Linked DNA regions of Mus musculus: all the other regions are linked to region 2. A link is a loop called in an ENCODE intact Hi-C map of the cell type or tissue named here. Cell type or tissue: heart. All regions are shown on one strand. Each heading gives the region's core, and the rest is flanking DNA. Links, peaks and the distances in the headings are about the cores only.

Region 1 (5,797 bases), core at 1-4,000, 130 kb before region 2:
CTTAGTGACCTGCTTTTGTCCTTCTTCGTGGTACATAGGGGGGACCCTCCAGGATTCTAGAGCCACTCCCATCCATTAATGGGGTTCCCAGCTCATGAGTCATGAGGGGAAGGAGGACAGGACCCCCAACCAACCTCAGGCTCATCTGGGTGTTGTGCAGGGACAGTAGCCAGGTGAGCTCCGCAGCAGCCCGTGTTTGTGGTTTCCTCAGCGAGATCATCAGTACCTCATCCCGGAGTCCGTAGACCTGGAGTGTGTGAGATACTGCATCGTGTACGACAGCAACACCAGTTCCCTGGAGCTGTGCATACGGCGGCAGCTGGAGGAGGAGGAAGAGGAGGAGGAGGTAGAAAGAGAGGACAAGGAGGAGGACACTGGTAATTTTTGTCCTTTTGGTGGTGTTTGAAAAAGGGTCTCTCAAGCTGAGTTGTGAGGGTGCACACCCTTAGCCCCAGCTGTCTGGAAAACCTCCCTCTGCTTCCTGAGTGCACTCTGCCAACTGAGCCTTCCCAGTAGGTTTTTACAACCACACAAATAATAGTGGACAGTACGTATTTCTTGTTTTTGTGTGGCTGTGATCACATCACCTGAGGAAACAAAGGAGAGCAGGGTGATTTCTCTAGCTTGCTTCTTTGTATGTGTGTCTGTGTGTGTGCTCAGGCCTGTGGAGACCAGAGGTCAGCCTCGGGTGTCAGTCCTCAAGGGCCTTGTTTTTTAGGACTGTCTCTACTGGCTTGGAGATTGTCAAGAAGGCTAGACTGACAGGCCAGTGAGTCCCAGGAAGCCACCTGTCCCTGCCTTCCTGGTGCCAGCATTGCAAAAGTGTGCCACTGTGCCTGGCTTTTACACAGACTCTGGGGGTGGAACTCAGGTCCTCAGCTTACTAACTAAGCCATCTCTTGCAACACGTGCACATCTACACATGCAGAAACATGCACACACACACACACACACACACACACACGTATGAAAGATAGGGGGAGGAGAAGGTGAAATCACTCACATGCCTAGCAGTGAACACTCTATGGCTGCACACAACATGTGATCCCAAACTCAGTGGCCCTAAATAACAAAATGGGTTCAGAATTCAGAGGCCACTCCTCCAGGAAACCCAAATGTTTCTCTCTAGAAATTGTAATCACAGTGTCTGCTGGGAGGATTACCCTGAGTTTGAGGATAGCTGCAGAGTGAGACCATGTTTCAAATGAAAACAAACAAAACCCTGGGCTGGGACTGTAGCTTAGTCGGTGGAGTATTCCCCTGGCATGCAAGAAGCCCTAGGTCCAAGCCGGGCGTGGTGGCACACGCCTTTAATCCCAGCACTCGGGAGGCAGAGGCAGGTGGATTTCTGAGTTCAAGGCCAGCCTGGTCTACAGAGTGAGTTCCAGGACAGCCAGGGCTATACAGAGAAACCCTGTCTCGAAAAACAAAACAAAACAAAACAAAACAAAACAAAACAAAACAAAACAAAACAAACAAACAAAAAAGAAGCCCTCGGTCCACTCCAATACCACCTAAACAGGGTGTGATGGGACACACTTGGAATGTGGAGGCAGAAGGAGCAGGTGCTCAAAGCTGCTACCAGCTATGCACAGCAAGTTCAAGGTCTGTGAAACCCTGTCTCAAAAAATAAATAAATAGTCATAAAAATAGGTAGGTAGGTAGATAGGTAGGTAGGTAGGTAGGTAGGTAGATAGATAGATAGATAGATAGATAGATAGATAGATAGATAGATAGCACACCATTAACCTCAACACTCAGGAAGCAAAGGCAGGGGTATCTCTGTGAGTTTGAGGTCAGCCTGGTCTACAGAGCAAGTTCCAAGACAGTCAGGGACACACAGTGAAACTTTATCTCAGTAAGCAAATAAATAAACTTTGTCCAGGGCTATAGCTCAGTGATAGAACACTTGCCTCTCATGCACACATGCACAAGGCCCAAGGTCAAGGGGGTGGGGGCAGGGGCAGTAGGATGGCTCAGCAGGCAAATGCACTTGCCACCAAGTTTAACAACCTGAGTTTCATCCCCACGACCCACATGGTGGAAGGAGAGAATTTACTCCTCTGAGTTGTCCTTTGATACCCACATGTGTGTGGTAAAACACATACACATGCATGCACACACATAAATGAATAAAGAAGTAAAAACCAGAAGATTCCCTAAAAACATATGTAGCCAGTTACAAGACATTCAATGAACGTTTTGAAGCTGGCTTATTGTCTTTCAGCCCATAGTTTGGGGATGATGACCCATGCTGACAGGATGAGGGTGAACATTGACACTTTGTGCCACTGGGTGGCGCTAACGCCCCACCTTTAACAACACCCGCCGTCTAGCCTTCCAAGTGGTCTTTGGCTTGGAAATTTCTTTTCCTTTGGGCTACAGTTTGTATTTGCTAGTTCTAAATCAGAGTCTCATGAAGCCCGCTAGCCTCAAACTCACTGCATCGCTGAGGATGACCTTGGACTTCAGCCCTCTCTCCACCTTGTGAGTGCTGGTATCACAAGCGCACGCTACCATGTCATGCACCCAAAGCCACGCTGGGCCGGCTCTCTACCAACTGAGCTACATCCTTAGCCCTTTTTGTTTGTTCACATGTTTGTATATTTTGGACTGGAGAGATGGCTTTGGTCTTCAGTGGACCTTAGTTGGAGTCCCAGCATTTATGTAGTGTGCCTGCCTCACAGCTCTCCTTAATACAGCTGCAAGGCATCAGACCCCTCTGGGGTGAGGGCACATGTGCACATCCCCCAGCCCAGACACACACACACAATTACAACTTTTAAAAATTATGTTGTATGTATGTATGTATGGTAATGTACATGCCACAATACATGTGGATTCTGCCATGTAGGTCCTAGGGATCAAACTCAGGTGATCAGGTTTGGCAGCAAGTGTCTTTACGCTCTGAGCCATCTCTCTGGAACCGTCTTCTTTGAGACAGGGTCTCATGTAGCCCAGGCTGGCCTCAGCATCACTGTAGCTTGTATTTCTGAGCCTCTTGCCTCTACCTGCCCAGTGCTGGAACTGCTGGTGTGTACTGCCTGCCCAGCCTGTTCACAGGACTACCAACTGGACCCTAGCGCTCTAAGACCAGGGCCCACTTAGATGGCTCAGCAATAAAGGTGCCTGCTCCCAAGCCTGACAACCTGAGTCTCATCCCTGAGACCCACTAGTTGTCCTCTGACTTCCATATATATGCTATGGCAGATGCATGTCCCCATACACAAGTCAGTCAGTCAGTAAGTAAGTAAATATGATTTAGAAAACCACTTTTGCTCTATAAGAGGTGGCATTGTGCTGTGGAGTATCCCACTCAGAAAGCGATGACAGCCAAATGTAACACTTCCACTGGAGGCGACTTTCCTCAAGTAAAATGGTGATTTTTGGGGGTGGGGTGGAGATTGTGCCTGATGGCATACACCTCTAATCCCAGCACTGAAGAAACATAATTAGACAGATCTCTATGAGTTCAAGGATAGCCTGATCTACGTAGGGAGTAGTATGTAGGCCAGCCAGGGCTATGTAGTGGGACTCTTCTTTCAAAAAATCAAACCAAACCAAACCAAAGCAGATGCTGTTGAGAAGCCAGGTGTGATAAAATGCTGACTTTCAGCCAGGTGTGGTAGGACACATCTGCAGGCCCACCATTGGTAAGGCTGAGGACGGGGAAACCCAACTCTGTCACCCCCCTGCCTCAGTCTCATGAGTGTTGGCATTGCAGATGTTCACCAACATGCCCAGCTACTGGTTTTGACAAACAGCCTTTTCTGACACAGTAAGTGTGGTAGCTCCTGAAGCTGCTTGACAGGGTGACCAGGCTCTGTGGGAGTCCCTAACTGTCTCTAATGCCACCCTACAGCTGTTGACTGTAAGTCTCTAGCAGTGGAGAGGCAGATATCTAGGCTAAAGGTGTGGCCTGGGACTGCCATTCCGACTCCCCCGTGGCCTCTGGCCCAATAGTCTCTTGCTCAAGAGAGACACGGCTGGTGCCCCATAACCTACTGTCTGGACTCTGATGGGGAAGGGGGATGAATTCCACCTTATGCCTGCAAGTTTTCTCCCATCATGGTTTACAGACACAGGTTCATCCTCTGGATAGCTCCCTGCCAGTTATGTCCTGAGAAGTTCCTTCTGGAAGTGTCCTTGTCTTCAGGAGAAAAAGTTCGTTTATTTAATCAAACTAATTAATTTTTTTCCCTAGGTGATTTTACTTTGTGTGTATGTGTGGGTGCACATGAGTGGGTACACACATGGGAGAGCCTTAGATGTTGATCCTCAGGTGCTGGTCTCCTTCTAAACGGTTTTGGTTTCTCGAGGGTGGGTGTGTTCCAGAGTTTGTACAGAGGTCCTGAGATGAAGGCCTGGTCATCTGACTTGGTGACAGGTGAACTGACTTCCTAGCCCTACCTTATCTTTTTGAGACTCTCTCCTTATGTATAGTTCCCCAGTTCAGCTGGGCTAGCCTGCTGTGGAGCCCCAGGGATCTGTCTGTCTTCATTGATGAGATACAGCGTACACCACAAAGCCCAGTGTTCTTATGTGGGTTCGGGAACAGAACTCAGGTCCTCGGGCTTCCCTGACTCTCTGCTGTCTGAGCGTCTCCCCAGCCCCAGAAACTCCAGAGCCCTTCTCCTGCTGGCAGACTCTGGAGGGTCTGCAACCAATGTTCCTGGTCAGGGTGTCTTAGTGGATGCAGGGTTATAGAGATTTTCTATTGAAGCGGCATGAGGTCTGTATTAGTTACTTCCATGCCTCTGTGACAGAAGACCTGACCGGCAGCTTCTGAGAGCAGAGTGACTTTGGCTCACGGTTTCAGAGGGTTTGGTCTGCAGTCACTGGCCCTCCATTTCCTCTTTTTATTCTGTCCCAGCCCCAGGCCATGGAACGGTGCCCCACATTGAGGATAGATTTTTTTTCCCTCCTCAGTTAATTCTCCCTGGAAACATTCTCACATTTGCACTCAGAGATGTGTCCCCCAGTGTCCTAGGTGATTTTGGTTTAGACAAGTGGGTAATGAATATTATTCATATTATATAGCATAATTATGAAAGGGTTGAGTTTAAATTTATAACAAACCATAAAAAGAGGTCCAGTGAGATGATCTCTGGGACCCACGTGATGGAAGAAGAAAACAGGCTCCTGCAGCACACACACACACACACACACACACACACACACGCACACACACACACACACACACACACACACACACACACACACACGCATCCAGGCACAATCCTGGAAGGCAAACCAGGAGAATAGTGAACTCTAGGCCAGACTGGGCTTCGTAGCTCTCGTCTCAGAAATAAAACTAAATTCTAAGGAGGTGTCACTTGAGACCCACCAGGGTGGGCACAATTTAAAACATGACAAGTGTTACATAGCGAGTGTTGACAAGAGTGGGGCACTGGGCCTTTGTATACCACGGAACACAGTGGGAAAGGACCTGGCACGGAGGCCCCCGACTGTGCTCCAGTATTGGAGACTGAGCCTGCAGGATTACTACAATTTCAAGGGCAGTCTTGCCTACATAAGTCCCGGGCAGGACCCTGCTACAGAGTGAGACTCTGACTCAGAACACAAAACAAAATCAGAGTCAGTAAGATGGTAGAAAGCACCTAGGAACAGACCCACACCATCCCTGGAACCCGAAAGGGGACAGGAGAGAATGAGCTGAAAATGAGTTGGCCTGTAATCTCTACTCATACACCATGGCACATGTGTATGCCTGTATACACACACACACACACAGACACAATTAATAATGAAATATTTCAAAAATTAAAAACTAACC
Region 2 (8,164 bases), core at 2,034-6,033:
AAGGAAAGTCCTTTTCTCTCTCTCTCTGCAGTGAGACAAGGTCTCCCTATGCAGCCCTATCTGGTGTATACATTGCTGTGTAGACTAGGCTGGTTCCTGGGGGCTGGGATTATAGGTGTAAGACACCACATCGAGCCTCTTTTGGGGATACAAGGTTTTGATATGTAGCCCAGACCAGCTGCGAACTCACAATCTTCCTGCCTCAGCCTTTTGAGTGCTGGGACTACAAGTGTCTGCCATATTTGGTTTATACTCTTCCCCCCAATACAAGTAATGGCTAACATACATACTTTACATTTTTATATGTCTTTATTTGTGGGTATATGGGAGTACATGATCAGAGAAAAACCTTCAGAAGTTCTACCACGTAGGTCCCCAGTTCTCACGATTGGTAGCAAGGTACTTACAGGGCTCTAATTTCTTTTCTTTCTTTCTTTCTTTCTTTTTTTTTTTTTTTTGAGACAGAGTCTTATTATATAGCCCTGGTTGTCCTGGAACTCCCTATGGAGACCAAGCTGGGCTCACTCTCAGAGACCCGCCTGCCTCCGCCTGCCTAGTGCTGGCATTAAAGGTACTGTTTCTCTGCCTGTTCATGGAGCCCATGCTCAGACAAATATGGTTAAGTGAGCATGGTGATGGGTGATGTATGTCTGTGTTCTAGTACTCAGAAGGGTGAGGCAGGAGGATCATGGCTCTGAGGCTACCCTGGACTACATAATGAAGCCTGGCCATACTGGTGTAAATAAATAGCAAGCCCCTTTGTTTCAAAGTAAACAAAACGAAAACAAAAAAACAAAACCAACAAAAACAAACAAAACAACAAAAACAAAAAACAAAAACCCAGAAAGAAAAAGAGTGCGTGCCTGTCTACACTGGCATTTAGCTGACTGTAAGTGCTACATGTATCCAAAAAAGGGGGAAAAGAAAATTTCAGCTTTAAGCAGGAAACCATTACATCCTATCAGAATATCTCCAGAAGTTTGGTTATTTGCTGGATATGTCCCAAATTGAAATTTTACTGGTAAATATGAAAAAATTCTACATACAACTCTCTAAGATTTAGGTAGCTGACGAGATGGCTCAACAGGCTGAGGTAGGTCCTGCCAATCCCAAAGACCCGAGTTTGATTCCCAGGACCCACATGGGGGAAGAAGAGAAAGACTCCGGTCAGGTTGTCCTCTGACTTTCACAAGAGTGCACACAAGCATATAAATAATGTGTCACATATGTATACCTCTATCTAAAGATGTGGAGATTATATACCCAAAGCCCTAGTTTTAAATCACCATACTAAAAACAAAGTGCGGGGCTCCTATCTCAATATTATGATGTGTTAGCTCTGCGAATCTCTGTATTCAACCTCAATTTCTGGTAAACAGGCAATTTAATATGGCCTGTCATGAAATCACAGCGAGGATTACATGAAATGAACGCGCAGGCCTCTGTTAACGTTAGAAGCAACAGGGATTTCCCAGGAAAGAATGAGGAAGAAACAAAGACTAAGAATCCTGTCTTTTACAAAGGGATGATTACCAGACTTAATTAGTTTGAGAAATTTCTCTCCTCTGAGAAAACAAACACTTTACCAGCTCCTTCTGTGAGCTGGGATTAGGAGTCAGGATTAAGGTAAAGACGCAGCAGAAAATTCTAGAGTCAAGAGGAAAAGCCATCCATTGGGTTGACAGTAGACAATTGTCACGATAAAGGTGAGAAACGTTTGGTTTGTTCCTGTGGGGCTCGGGCCGTCAGCAGATGGGGTTTGTGTTTATAAAACGTGAATGGCTTAGGAAGTGTGTTCACCCTCGAGATCAAAGAATGAATGGATCTGGGGTAACATGGAAGGGGGCGATTGTGGGTAGAGAAGGAGTTGGCGGAAATGATCCGGCTTTGGACAAGACATGCTGGAGCTCCAAGTGGGGAGAATGGTGGTGGGCACGGAGGTCTGGGGTTGGCTGGCAGTGAGGCTGGAGATCAGGGACCGGGGAGTCTGCGGGCTGAGGAAGCGCGCCATCCCCGCCCCGCCTCTTCTCACCTTGCCAGTTGCGCAGGGCCTCGGAGCGCAGAGACAGCCCCGAGGGCGCCAGAGGCGGCTGCAGCAGGAACAGGCGGGGGCCCGACACCAGCAGCGAGAGCAGGGCGGTGAAGAATGTGGCGGAGGGCACCTCGGGACACGAGCACCAGAAGCGACTCGCGGGGCCCGGGGCCGCCATGGCCGCGAGCCCTTCCAGCGTGCGGCCTCGGTACTCCCCGCCTCCCTCCTCAATTTCCGCCTCCTTGCGGCGGTCTCCCCTGGCAACAGCGGAAGACTGGCCTCTCCTCAAGCACCGCCCCATGGGGGGGTGGGGGTGGGGGAAGGCCCAATCCCGTGGAGTCCTCCGCTCTTACCCGCCCAAAGGAGGCCGGGAGTTGTAGTTCCAGCTTACCTACGGGTGTTGTGCGGGCTGCCGCCTCAGGAGTATTCTTGCCTAGACCTCAGCTTCCTTCTTCTTGATTTTTAATTAAAAACAAACAAACAAACAAACAAACAAACAAGCAAAACCAAAAAAACATTTGATTACATCTGTTTGAGTGTGAGAGAGGGGCATGTGCGTGCAACGCGCGTGGAGGGTAGATGAAAACTTAAGGTTGAGTTTATCATCTCCTTCCACCTCTGGGTCCTGGGAATAGAACTTGGGTAATCAGGCTTGGCAGCAGTGCCTTTACCCACTGAGTCATCTCTTTAGCCCTTTTTATTTTTCTTTTTTTCTTTTCTTTTTTTTTTTAGATTTTATTTGCGTTTGGCTCAGTGAGAGAAGGTGTGGAGGTGCACACACAAACACCTTTACTCTCAGCCATCTCAAAGGCTCCCTTTAAAAATTTTAATCAACCTATATTTATTATACCAAGTAATGGTTTCATTATGGCATTTTCTTACATGTGTATAATGTACTTTGATCATATTTTATCGGGGCTCCATTACCCCCTCTTGCCTTCCCATCTTAGTTTCTCTTTTGCTTCCATGTTTCTTTTCTTTTCTCTTCTTTCCTTCTTTCTTCCTTCCTTTCTTTCTTTCTTTCTTTCTTTCTTTCTTTCTTTCTTTCTTTCTTTCTTTTTAAATTTTTGCGACCCAGTGAGTTTCATTAAAGTCGCTTTCAGGAGCAAATGTCTCTCCTCCCAACAGCCATTAACTACTAGTAGATCCTCATTGAGGGAGAGGGGTCTTGAAAAACATTTCTTCCTCTTGCTTTTGGCTTTTACACAAATTTGACTCTGAACTCTGGGTCTCCATCTCCAGAAAGCAGGGATTTTAGATGTGCACCACCTCCCTCAGTTTATGCAGTAATGAGGCTCGAACCCAGGGACTCCAGCATGCTACCAACTGAACTATGCTTTCAGCCGGGTCCTTCTCACTGTAATGGTATGACGTCGTGAGGACCACGGAGCCCTATTCTCCCACAGACTTGTGTTTGTCTCTGTCCTGCCAAAGAGGAAACTGAGTCTATGGGGATCCCTGAGGGATACAGTTCAATAGCAAAGAAAGAATTAAAACTTGGTTCTTCCTGCCTGAATTGGCCAAGAAGACAGAGCCAGCACTTTCTGGAGCTGGACTGGAGATAAAGTAAGAGGAGGCGGGGAAGGAGACAATTGAAGGGACACTAGAGCTACTATACATGCGCTATGAGCGTACGCCATGACGCTTTTGCTAAACTTTGCTTTAGCCTTTTGCAGTTTGAAAAGCGCTTCCTGCAGAGCAAAGCTATTTCTGGTGAACAGCTAGAGTATCCTTTGTGAGCTACAAGTGCTTTAGCAGGTGAGGTAGCTTCCCGACCAAGTCGCGGGTGAGAAGAGTCAGGAAATTGAATCCCAGTTTGCTGGGTCCCAGGGGGCGACATCAAGATATTCCTTTTTCAATATGTTCAGTTTTGGCAGTACTGGGCAGCCTACAGCCTAGTGCATGAAAGGTTAAGAGGTCTATCACTGAACTACAGCCCCATTCCTCCTCCCCAATATTTATGTATGCATTATATACATATATACGGTATATACATATACTTTTGAAAAATAATCAGATGTAATCAAGAAACCATCCATTTGATAAGCCCATTGAATCCACCATCCCAAGAAAAAAACTAATAGCTTTGCTTGCATAACACCTACCACTAGGGGGCAGCAGGGGTTATAGACACCTGATAGAAATAATGAGAGAATTTTAAACAGTGGGGAGGAATACAGGGAGATACACAGCTTGGGACCTGAGTTTGACCCCATGGATCCACGTGATGGATGGAGAGAGCTAGAGAGCCGACTTCTGTAATCTGTCCTCTGACCTCCAGGAAAGTGCCCACATAGATACAAAGACACACATGACAGAATATCCTAAAAGAGGAGGTCTGGATAGAAATATCTCTCAGCACAAACCACAGCTCTTGTTTCTAAGAGTTTATTCTTGAGCTAAATCTAGAAATGGTTTCATCACGTTTCATCCCTTGTAGGTCTTCGGGATCAAACTTAGATCAGCAAGCTTGGCAGCAAGCGCCTTTATACCCTGGAGGAGCCCCCCCCCCCCCCCCCAGTGTTAATCCTGTGTTCTCTGCTTACTCTTCTGATGCATGTTCACGGTCTGCTATTTACAGTCACGGTGCCAGGAAGAAAGCCTTGAAGGGAAGTCTATTCATGTTATCCTTGCATTATTCAACAAAACAGCTTGCTTCCACACAGAGGCCAGTAGAACCCCATGCTAAGGTTGAGACAGTAAAAGAGGCAGAGGCAGTGTGAAGAGAGATAGGCCAGCTATCTCACTCTATTTGGCTTCAATGAGACATCTGCTGACCCCAGGCCTTCTGGTCCCTAATCTAAGGACCCCCACAAGGCAGGTGTCACCTACTGCAAAGCTTGTGGGAGCTATATTCCTTACTTTCATTTTATTCCGTCTATTTGTTTGGTTCTTCCAAACAGGGTTTCTCTTTACAGACTTTGCCGTCCTGGAATTATCTAGACTAGGCTGGTCTCAAACTTACAGAGATCTGCCTGCTTCTGCCTTCCGAGTGCTGGGATTAAAGGTGTGTGCCACCACCACCACCACCACCAGGCTGTTCCTTACTTTTCTTGATGCTATGACAGTAACACCTTAAGGAAGGAAGGAAGGGAGGGAGGGAGGAAGGAAGGAAGGAAGGAAGGAAGGAAGGAAGGAAGGAAGGAAGGGGTTTGTTTCCTCTCACGGAGTGAGGTCATAGCCCACAGGGAAGGGGTGAAGTGGAATTGAAGAAAAGCTGTGGAAGGGACACAGACACAATTCCTTTCAATAGGGGCAATTAGCATGAGAAGGATGCAGAGGGGTGATTGAGTCTTAGAGGTGGGAGGGGGAGCCTTAGAGGGAGAGAATAGCTTCACTAGGAGAGAGAAAGAGAAAGAGAGAGAGACAGAGATATACATACAAAAAGAGACAGATAGATACAGAGGGTGGGGCATGAGGAAAGGAGAAAGCATGAAGGTTGGATTGGAGGGGAGAGGCCAGAGGAGTCTCTCAGAGAGTAGTAGCCTTCGGAGCGATTTCCCAGCAACCCACTGTGGGAGTCTCTTTGGACTAATTCCCTAGACACGGGAAAGGTCTTTACCTATAACTGTTTAGGGGTGACAGGAAGTAATTTAGGTCAACATACTGTGGGTGAATGAGAGTGGGGAGGAGCCAGGTATCATAAATTGAGAGCCATCTCTTCAGAGCACAGCCTGCCTCTCACCTCTGTTCCAGAGACAGAGACAGAGAGAGAGAGAGAGAGAGAGAGAGAGATGCAGGGAAGTTGGGCTTGACTCAGCCTCTGAGATCCGTGGCCTAACTTCAGAGAAGGCATGTCTGCAAGAAAGTGAGGCAGTTGTCACGTTCCATCCACAGTCAGAGAGCAGCGACGGAAGCTGGGTTCAGCTTGCTGTCTGGCCGCTGTCTGCTTTCTCTTCATCTGGGACTCCCGGTCCATGGAATGGTGCTGCCCATGAAAGAGCCTCGAGGTGAGACCCTCACTCAGACACTCAAATCCCGGGACAGCCGCGTACCCAAGAAGACACTGAGACCATACATAAAATGTAGAAGGCAAGATTTAATAAAGCAGCGACATGAAAGCACACAGACCAGAGCTCTGGGGTCGAAATAAAGCAGCAACATGAAAGCACAGAGCTCTGGGGTCGAAACTCATACACCTAGCGGCACCTAGTGGTGTAGAGGAGAATCGACGACCAGCCAAAATTTTTCACAGGCTTATATAGTAAAACTCAAAGGGGGAGAACTGGGCAGGGAAAGTACAAGTTTACATCACTAGGGAGTTCTGCCAAGGGACAAGGGGTTCTGCCAAAGGATTCTACGTAACTAAGGAGTCATGTCCTATCAAGGAACCTACGTAACTAAGGAGTACCTGGTTCATTTTGAGGTTGTTCCAGGAGGCCTTTATCTCAAAAATGTTCTTGGAACAGTTTTTAGTTGGGAGGGTTTGAACTTTAGGGTGAGGAGTTTTGGGGTGAAAAGTTTAGGAGTGTTCTGGGAACAATCTCTAGATGGGAGGGGGTGGGCTCCGAGGTAAAAAATTCATGTTTTCACAAGAGGCCAGTAATTTTCTATTCTTCATTCCCCACTTCTTCTTGTAAGTAATTCTAATCTTAGAATTTCAGAAGTCTATATCTCTATGTGGAGAATACTGCATTTACTCTATCTTTAACATGGGAACAGAAACAGAATAAGGCAGATTAGTAAACAGAACTAGGCAGGGACCCTTTTAGTGAGGCTTGCGGGTCTCAGCATGACGCAGGTGTACGTAGATCAGATCTCTGGCTGGAACTGGTGAGTTGTCCTTGGGGTACCTGGCTCGTTCACTGTAGCCAGTTGTGACCAGACTTCTTTCTGCACCACCTGCAAGCCTTTTAACTTAACATATAGATCATTATTATAAACACATCATTTAAGACAGTGATGGGCACAGGAGCCCCATAAAGGATCTCAAAAAGAGTAAAACAAAACTGAATCAAGAGGGAGTATTCTCAGTTTTAAATAGGGCAAGGGGAAGGGGCACCAAGTAAGTCTGTGCCAGTCTCTAGGATTAATTTTGTCAAGGTCTGTTTAGAGTTTTATTTATTCTTTTTTATCTTTCCTGAGCTCTGAGGTCTGTACACACAATGGAATTTTCATTTGACCTCTAAATACTTGGCCACACCCTGACTTACCTGGGCAACAAAGGCAGGACCATTATCTGACACTATTGCTTTTGGCACTCCGAACCTTGGAAAATTTTTAATAATCTTCTTGATGACTATCTGAGTAGTCTCAGTTTTATAAGGAAAAGCTTTTATCTATCTTGAGAACGTTCACAAAAACCAGAAGGTATTCATACACATATTTTTTCAGTAAAGTCTATTTTTCAGTAGATGTCTTCTCATGAGAGGACTAGTTTTCTTTCTTCAGTTTTTACTATTTTATACAGGGTTTCTTTTACCAGTCTTAATTTGTCTATAACTTGATAGTCTTCAGACTGTCAGGATCATTGCTCTTTAGGATGCCTGGGCGGTTAGATTTGCCATCTGATTTCTTTTAGCCACAGCATCTTAGGTCTTTCTCTGCAGATGTCAACAGCTCTCTTTGTCTGTATATATAGAGCTTGTATTAAAGCCACAAGTTTAGCTTTCTGGGCTGAAGTCCCTTTAGGGAGGCTGCTGGCCTAGATCACTGGCTTTCTGTCCACCACTGCACTGCTGTCCCCGCCTTCCGCTTACCCTTAACCTCGAGGCTACTGCCATCCGTGTACCAGCTCAAACTCTCAGGCCAAGGCTGATCTGATCCTTCAGATCATTTCGAGTATGAGTTCCTTCTGCCAGAATGTCAGCACAATGATGAGTAGGTGAAGTCTCAGGCAGTAGTGAGATCGAGGATAGCAGGGGGAGCGAAGGTCACTCGTTCAGTCAAAGCTCTGACAATGTGTCCATCGGTCAGGGGAACAGTTGGATAATGCTTTTAAGAGCGTTAGTCAGCCATCGGTCATGGGGGCTGAACCACACTTTCTAGGACATGTGCCAAGTTTTGTCTCTGAGTCAATTTATCTGCGTCCTTGACCAGAAGCCACTATGTGCAGACAAGCAGGCCATCTTACAGCCACCAGGTCTAATTTCTTACAAGTATGCCACAGGTCTTTTTCAGGGTCCCAATCTC
Region 3 (5,797 bases), core at 1-4,000, 150 kb before region 2:
AGGCTTGCTGGGTTCTCTCCATTCCTCCTTTTATTATTCCACATCTCCCTGCCCCATATGCTGGACAGTCTCCATCCACCTGCCTGCAATTCTTTCTACAGATAATCTATGCTTTCTTCTGGTTGTCACTGAAATGTCACATTCCTGATGCTGGTCCTGTGATTGTGGGATGGCTAGGCAAGTAAAATCACTTGCTTCAAAAGCTCAAGGACATGAGTTCAATCTCGAATCTTTCCCACACGATGAAAAAACAGACTCCAGCAAGTTGTCCTCTGCATGCTACTGTGCTGTGATGTGCACACGCACAGACCCACACGGCCCTTCCCCCAACTAAAAAGATCTCAACTTCCTTCCTCAGTGGCACAATATTCGCTTAGCATGAGTATGGCCCGAGTTCCATCCTCCACACACACCCCCCCCCACCCCCACACGGCACTTAACCACACTATTATTCACCATCTCTGCTGAGCTAACCCTACTCTACTGTTCAGGTTAACTCGTCTGTGACCCACCCCAGACTTCCCATTCATCTTTGTATCTGAGCACCCAGAGCTTTGTGCATGCCTCACATGTGTTTACCACTGAACTATGTATACCCTAGTGCTAGTTTCTTTTCAGAGTCCTCCTAAGTCACCGGGGCGGGTTTCAAACTTTTAATCTTCCTGTCTGGAACTCCTGAGTGGCTGGGGTTACAAGCATGCATCACCACACCCAGGGTGTAATATGTTAGCTGGATTATTTTTTGGTGTGTGTGTTTATGTGCAGGTACCCACGGAGGGCAGAAGAAGGCTTCAGACCCTCTGGTGGTTGGAGTCACCTGCCTTGGGTCCTGGGAACCAAACTCTAGTCTCTGCAAAATCAGCAAGCACTTTTAACTGTGAGCACCTCTCCAGCCCCTTGCATCTTTATTTTTCAATGAATGGACTGAATGGGAAACAGGAAGACCTGACCTAGATGGTAAGAAATGTAGACTTCCCTGGAATGATCAGTTCTCCTCCGGAGCATGGTAATTGTTTCTCAAGCCTTGGTTGTATCAATTTTGCTAGAGATTTGTAAAAAATACTGACCCTGCCCTCTTGACACGATCCTGGGTCTCCTTTACTGATTCCGACATGCACTAGTTAAAGAGGCCCTGGCCCAGGAGAAGATTGACTATAAATAGCTTAGCTGTAACTGTCCTAGGCCAAGTCTACCCAAAGCAAGGATGATCCTCCAAGAATAATTCAAAAGAGATCCAGTGGAGGAGATGGTTCAGTGGGTAAGTGCATAAGGACCTGAGTTCAAAGCCCGGTTCCCCTGCCTGGCAGGTTCATCAAAGGCCTTCTCACTCTCATAAATAAATAAATAAATAAATAAATAAAGTCTACAACAGGGGTTCTTAAGCTTCCTAATGCTGCAACCCTTTAATACAGTTCCTCATGTTGAGGTGAACCCTTCAACCATAAAATTACTTTTAAAAATAAAATTGCTACTTCGTAACTGAAATTCTGTTACGGTTATGAGTCGTAATGTAAACATTTGCTACGGGACCCCTGTGAAAGGGTCATTCGATCCCAAGGTTGAGAACCGCTCGCTGGTCTAGTGTGTGATGGCCAAGACACCGATGTCCTTCTCTGGCCTCTGTACAATCATGTGCACATGACACCACACACACTCTGAAAAACGATGCTTGATGCACATCTTTAATGCCGGTACTGAGGCAGAGACTGGACTCCGTGAGTTCGAGGCCAGCCTGGTCCACATAAACGGACATAAAGCAAGCAATCCCTGGGCGGGAAGGCCACTGACTGTGCTAATTTCAATCGAATCTCCCAAACTACTGTGACCCTGATCCGTTCTCCACCCTCGGAGCCCCCGGCACTACGAAGTTAACGTCCGCGTTATTTCTCTCCTGGTGCCTCACATCCATGGAGGCTTCAAGGAGAAAATCAGTTAAGTCGAAGCAATGCAAAGTTGCATATAATGCAACTCGCATCCGGACCGCGAGCCTCGGCTTCTGCACCTACGTGGAGCGCAGACTATGGAGGAAACCTGGACTGACTCTGTCCCCCTTCCATGTTGGTCGGGATGTGAGCCGGGCGGCCCAGACGTCCAGAGTGAGCCTTGGATGGTTAAGAAACGCCGAGCTCCGGGGACGCGTGTGCCGCCCCCGGAGTTCCTTCCTAGGCAGGCAGCCCCTTGTACCTGGGCCGAAGTGCTGAAGCTGCGGCGGAGAGCGGCGCCGGCAGGACGGGCGAGAGCGGACAGCATGGCTAGGGCGGGCGGGACACGGAGCTACTGGCAGGAGCTACAAGAAGACGAGTGACTCCAACGACCTCCACTCTGCGCAGTGGCCGCCCGGTCCAGAGCCACCTGATCTCGCGAGAGAAGCGCAAGAAGCTTGAGCCAAATCTCGCGAGACAGGCTCGGCCGTGTGGTTCCTTGTCTAGCACGCCCTAGACCCGGCGAGCGAGGCCTGACGTCACGATTCTCTCCGGCTCCAAAGAAGTCATCTCTGGGCTCCGGCCACTTCCGAGATCTCGCGAGAGAGGCCCGGCTTCACTTTATCAGGCCGTTCCTTCCCCCGCCTCCTACCCCGCCCCTTGCCCCGCCCCTCCCCACCGTTAGCTTTGCCCACTTCCGGGACCTAGCGCTAGGACAGACGGTCACCAGGATTAGGCGGAATCTTGGGACCGCCCCTAGCAACCCGGTACTAGAAGGACTCTTGGAGCGCTCGCCCGGAGGACAGGCTCTAGGTTAGAAGTACCCGTTATCCCAGGTGGGGCTCCGGTCGGACGTCCTGCCGGGGAGCCTGACAGAAGTCGCGCAGCAGGTCAGGCGGCCCCGGAGCTCCTGACCTCAGCCAGGCCCAACTTTCCTGCCCCCTGGAAGAGGCCGGCTGGGGTCCCGGGGCGTCCCGGGGCGGGGTGGGCAGCATCTCCCCACCTGTTTCCTCCAGAGCCGCCCTTCCGACAAGTTACACAGAGCCTTGTTGAGGTTCCAGGCTTCTCACACAACCCGCTCGGAGGAGCGAGTACTCGCGTTGTCATGGCACCAGGCGATGTGCAGGACCGCGATCCTAGGTCTGGGACGGAGGAAGAAACGTTTGGTGACCGTGCCTCAGGCTTTGGGCTTGTCTCTACCCCTCAAACTCTCCAGCAGTGCAGGGAGCACGGTTCTGCAACTCTTCTTCTTGCTTTTCCTGCTCCCCCCTTCTTTTCCTTCCTTTCTTACTAAAATCCGCACAACACACGATTAAAAAAATAATAACTATTCTAAAGTTCAGGATCAGAGCTGGAGGGATGACTCTGGTTAAGAGCACTTGCTGCTCTTGCAGAGCTTCGATCCTGAGACGCTAGCAGGTGGCCCACAACCCCCTGAAACTCTAGCTTCAGGCATAGCCATTGCCGCAGGCATTCGTGTGCAGGTACCCACGGAGACACAGAAATAAACATTTAAAATGATAAAAATGTAAAAGTAAGGACCCATACACATACAGACGTGCACATATATGCACCTACATACATTCGAACGCATGCTACACACATAAAAAATATTCCGGAGGCTGCAGCAGAAGGATTGATGTGAGTTTGAGGCCAACATGAAACTCTGTTAAAAAAAAAACCAAAAAACAAAATAACAACCATGCAAACAAAAAGTTGGGGAGGGGGTTAGAGAAGGAACTGGAAGGGAGGGAACTGGTTGGATTTGTTCAAAAACACTTGGCATGAATGTGAAGTTCTCCAGCAATAAAGTATAAGTTCAGTGTCCTAGCTGTCCTTGAGCAGGCCTGTATTCCCAGGGACCTGGAGGCTGAAGCAGGATGGTAGCAAGTTCAGTGACTCAGTCTGGTTGGGGACAGTGACAGAGAAAGCAAGGCTGCTGGTGGTAACAAACGAGAACCAAAGAGCATAGCCACACACGAGAGCTGGCGATGGCTGGCCGACTCTCTTCCCTGGCCTCTACCTCTTTGCTGGATGGATAAAGTGTACTACCAGCCCCGTCTGGAATCGGATATGCCTCCCCCGGTTCTTGCCTGGCCTTTGGGGAGCAGAATCTAGTGGGCATCTGAGCAACATTTGGAGAAGTGATATGCGAACCTGGGGAAATGGGCTTGGAACGGAGGTCATGTTAAAAGAACCTTCCAGAGGATGAGCCACTTAAACAGACCTGCCAGAAGACTGGGTGGGTCTTAGTGGGAGCCCTGGAGGAGGGAAGTGCCTCTTGTCTGAGCTGGTAATGGTTCAGTGGGCAGAGAAGCGGGCTGCCAAGCCTGAGTGCAATCTCCAGGGCCCATGCTGCTGATTCTTCAATAGTGCCAAGTATGGAGAGGCAAGGGAAAGGAGGAGACAGGAAGACGTAGCCTTGTGTTCCAGGAGATGCTTTCTATTGGGGTGGGGATATATGGATAAGCACTGCCCTTGATCTTATCTCTGAAGAATATGCTCTGGTAATTGTTTAACTTTCTGACGTCATCTAGGGGTCAGGGAGTATGTATTTATTAATCATTAATTAATTAATTTTGGTTTTCTGAGACGAGGTTTCTCTGTGTAGCCCTGGCTCTCCTGGAACTCTGTAGATTGGACTGATGAACTCAGAGATCCCCCTGCCTCTATCTCCCAAGTGCTGGGATTAAAGGATGCACCACATTTTATGTATGCTATTATTACTTTTAAGGCAGGGTATAATGTACCCCAGGCTGCCCTCATACTTTCTGGGTAGCCAAGGATGGCCTTGAACTCCTGATCTTCCTGCCTCTTAATTCCAGAGTGTTGCTTGCATCAATGTACCCAGTTTATGCAGTGTTGACGATGCAATCCAGGCCCTTGCAAACGGTAGGCAAGCACTGTACCCACTGAGCTTGTCTCATTCTGTTCGTCCAACTTGAGACCATTCTGAGAGTGGGCCCTGGTGAATTCTGGTAGAGTTGACTGAGATTAGAGGAGGTTGGAACCATCAGGTGCTCAGGGCCCCTGAAAACTAGCCAGGAACCTTGGAGCTGCTTCTTTGGGGTGTGTCTAACAAAGCTTTTGAGATCATCACAAGCATGTTAGGAGGAAACAGGACTTGATTTAAACACAAAGGATCCCAGGGCCTGAGGACACAGGGAATGATGGAGTGGCTGGGAGATGTGGGGAAACTACACAATGAGATGGTTGGAATGTGAAGGAAGGGGTAGCTAGAAGGCAGAGTGGGACCAGTATGGCTGGTCTCAAGGGCAGAGAGGGTAAGAGAGAGTTGGTGGTTAACCAGGTCTGAGGTACAAATGACAGGGATGTGGAGGGGCTGGGGATGGACAGTGATTGGTAGCGCACTTGCCTAGTATGCGTGAAGTCCAGGGTTGGCTCCTTAGCACCTCATGTGGTGCCAACCTTCATTCCCAGCACTTAGAAGGTACATGCAGGACAGGAGGACCAGGAATTTAAGGTCGTCCTTGACTCTAGAGAGAGTTTGAGGTTAGCCTGGGCTACATGAGACCCTGTCTCAAAACTAATGAAAATAAAAAAGGATGTGGGTGGCACAGTGGTTAAGAGTTTGTACTGCTCTTGCAGAGGACCTAAGCAGTTCTCAGCACCCTCTTGAGCCAATCACCTGCCTAATAGCTCTAGTTCTGGGGGTCCAATACCCTTTCCTGACCTCTATCAGCTCTTGTATTCACATTGCACATAATCATATACACATAAATAATAACAAAACTAAATTGTTTCTTAATGAGTCAGGCATGGTGGTACATACCTTTGATGCCAGTGCTAGGGAGCCAGAGGCAGGTGTTCCAAGCCAACCAGAGATGCATAGTGAGAGCCTGTCTCAACAAACA

What was found. Hi-C counts contacts between places; a loop is a spot of excess contacts. Peaks named below come from ENCODE experiments on the same cell type or tissue, not always from the same donor. Only the 100,000 strongest peaks of a DNase experiment are listed, where the experiment ranks them.
Region 1: a loop joins it to region 2, with 4 times the contacts of the local background. A loop is called at or near these places in 41 of 42 quality-filtered maps.
Region 3: a loop joins it to region 2, with 6 times the contacts of the local background. A loop is called at or near these places in 19 of 42 quality-filtered maps.

Annotation. Positions count from the first base shown.
Region 1 is chr5:135,760,231-135,766,027 of GRCm38, reverse strand. Styxl1 (serine/threonine/tyrosine interacting-like 1) reads left to right here. Exons shown (of 9, transcript NM_029659.4): 4 at 212-377. Among named protein-coding and RNA genes, the nearest start is that of Gm30205, 9.7 kb to the left of the region's middle. In heart, for the core only: a CTCF peak has its summit at 2,290 (motif pointing right); a DNase peak (open chromatin) is centred at 2,307; H3K27me3 peaks cover 946 bases.
Region 2 is chr5:135,626,787-135,634,950 of GRCm38, reverse strand. Rhbdd2 (rhomboid domain containing 2) reads right to left here and starts at 2,297. Exons shown (of 4, transcript NM_146002.2): 1 at 2,033-2,297. The coding sequence starts at 2,210. In heart, for the core only: CTCF peaks have their summits at 2,272, 3,925 and 4,129 (motif pointing right); a DNase peak (open chromatin) is centred at 2,310; H3K4me3 peaks cover 658 bases; H3K27ac peaks cover 367 bases.
Region 3 is chr5:135,775,189-135,780,985 of GRCm38, reverse strand. It overlaps Styxl1 (serine/threonine/tyrosine interacting-like 1), which reads left to right and starts at 2,601. Exons shown (of 9, transcript NM_029659.4): 1 at 2,601-2,735. Mdh2 (malate dehydrogenase 2, NAD (mitochondrial)) reads right to left here and starts at 2,337. Exons shown (of 9, transcript NM_008617.2): 1 at 2,185-2,337. The coding sequence starts at 2,250. Gm30205 (a long non-coding RNA gene) reads right to left here. Exons shown (of 5, transcript XR_003955810.1): 4 at 5,716-5,782; 5 at 3,002-3,064. In heart, for the core only: no CTCF peak of the experiment used is centred there; DNase peaks (open chromatin) are centred at 1,765 and 2,405; H3K4me3 peaks cover 3,197 bases; H3K27ac peaks cover 2,398 bases.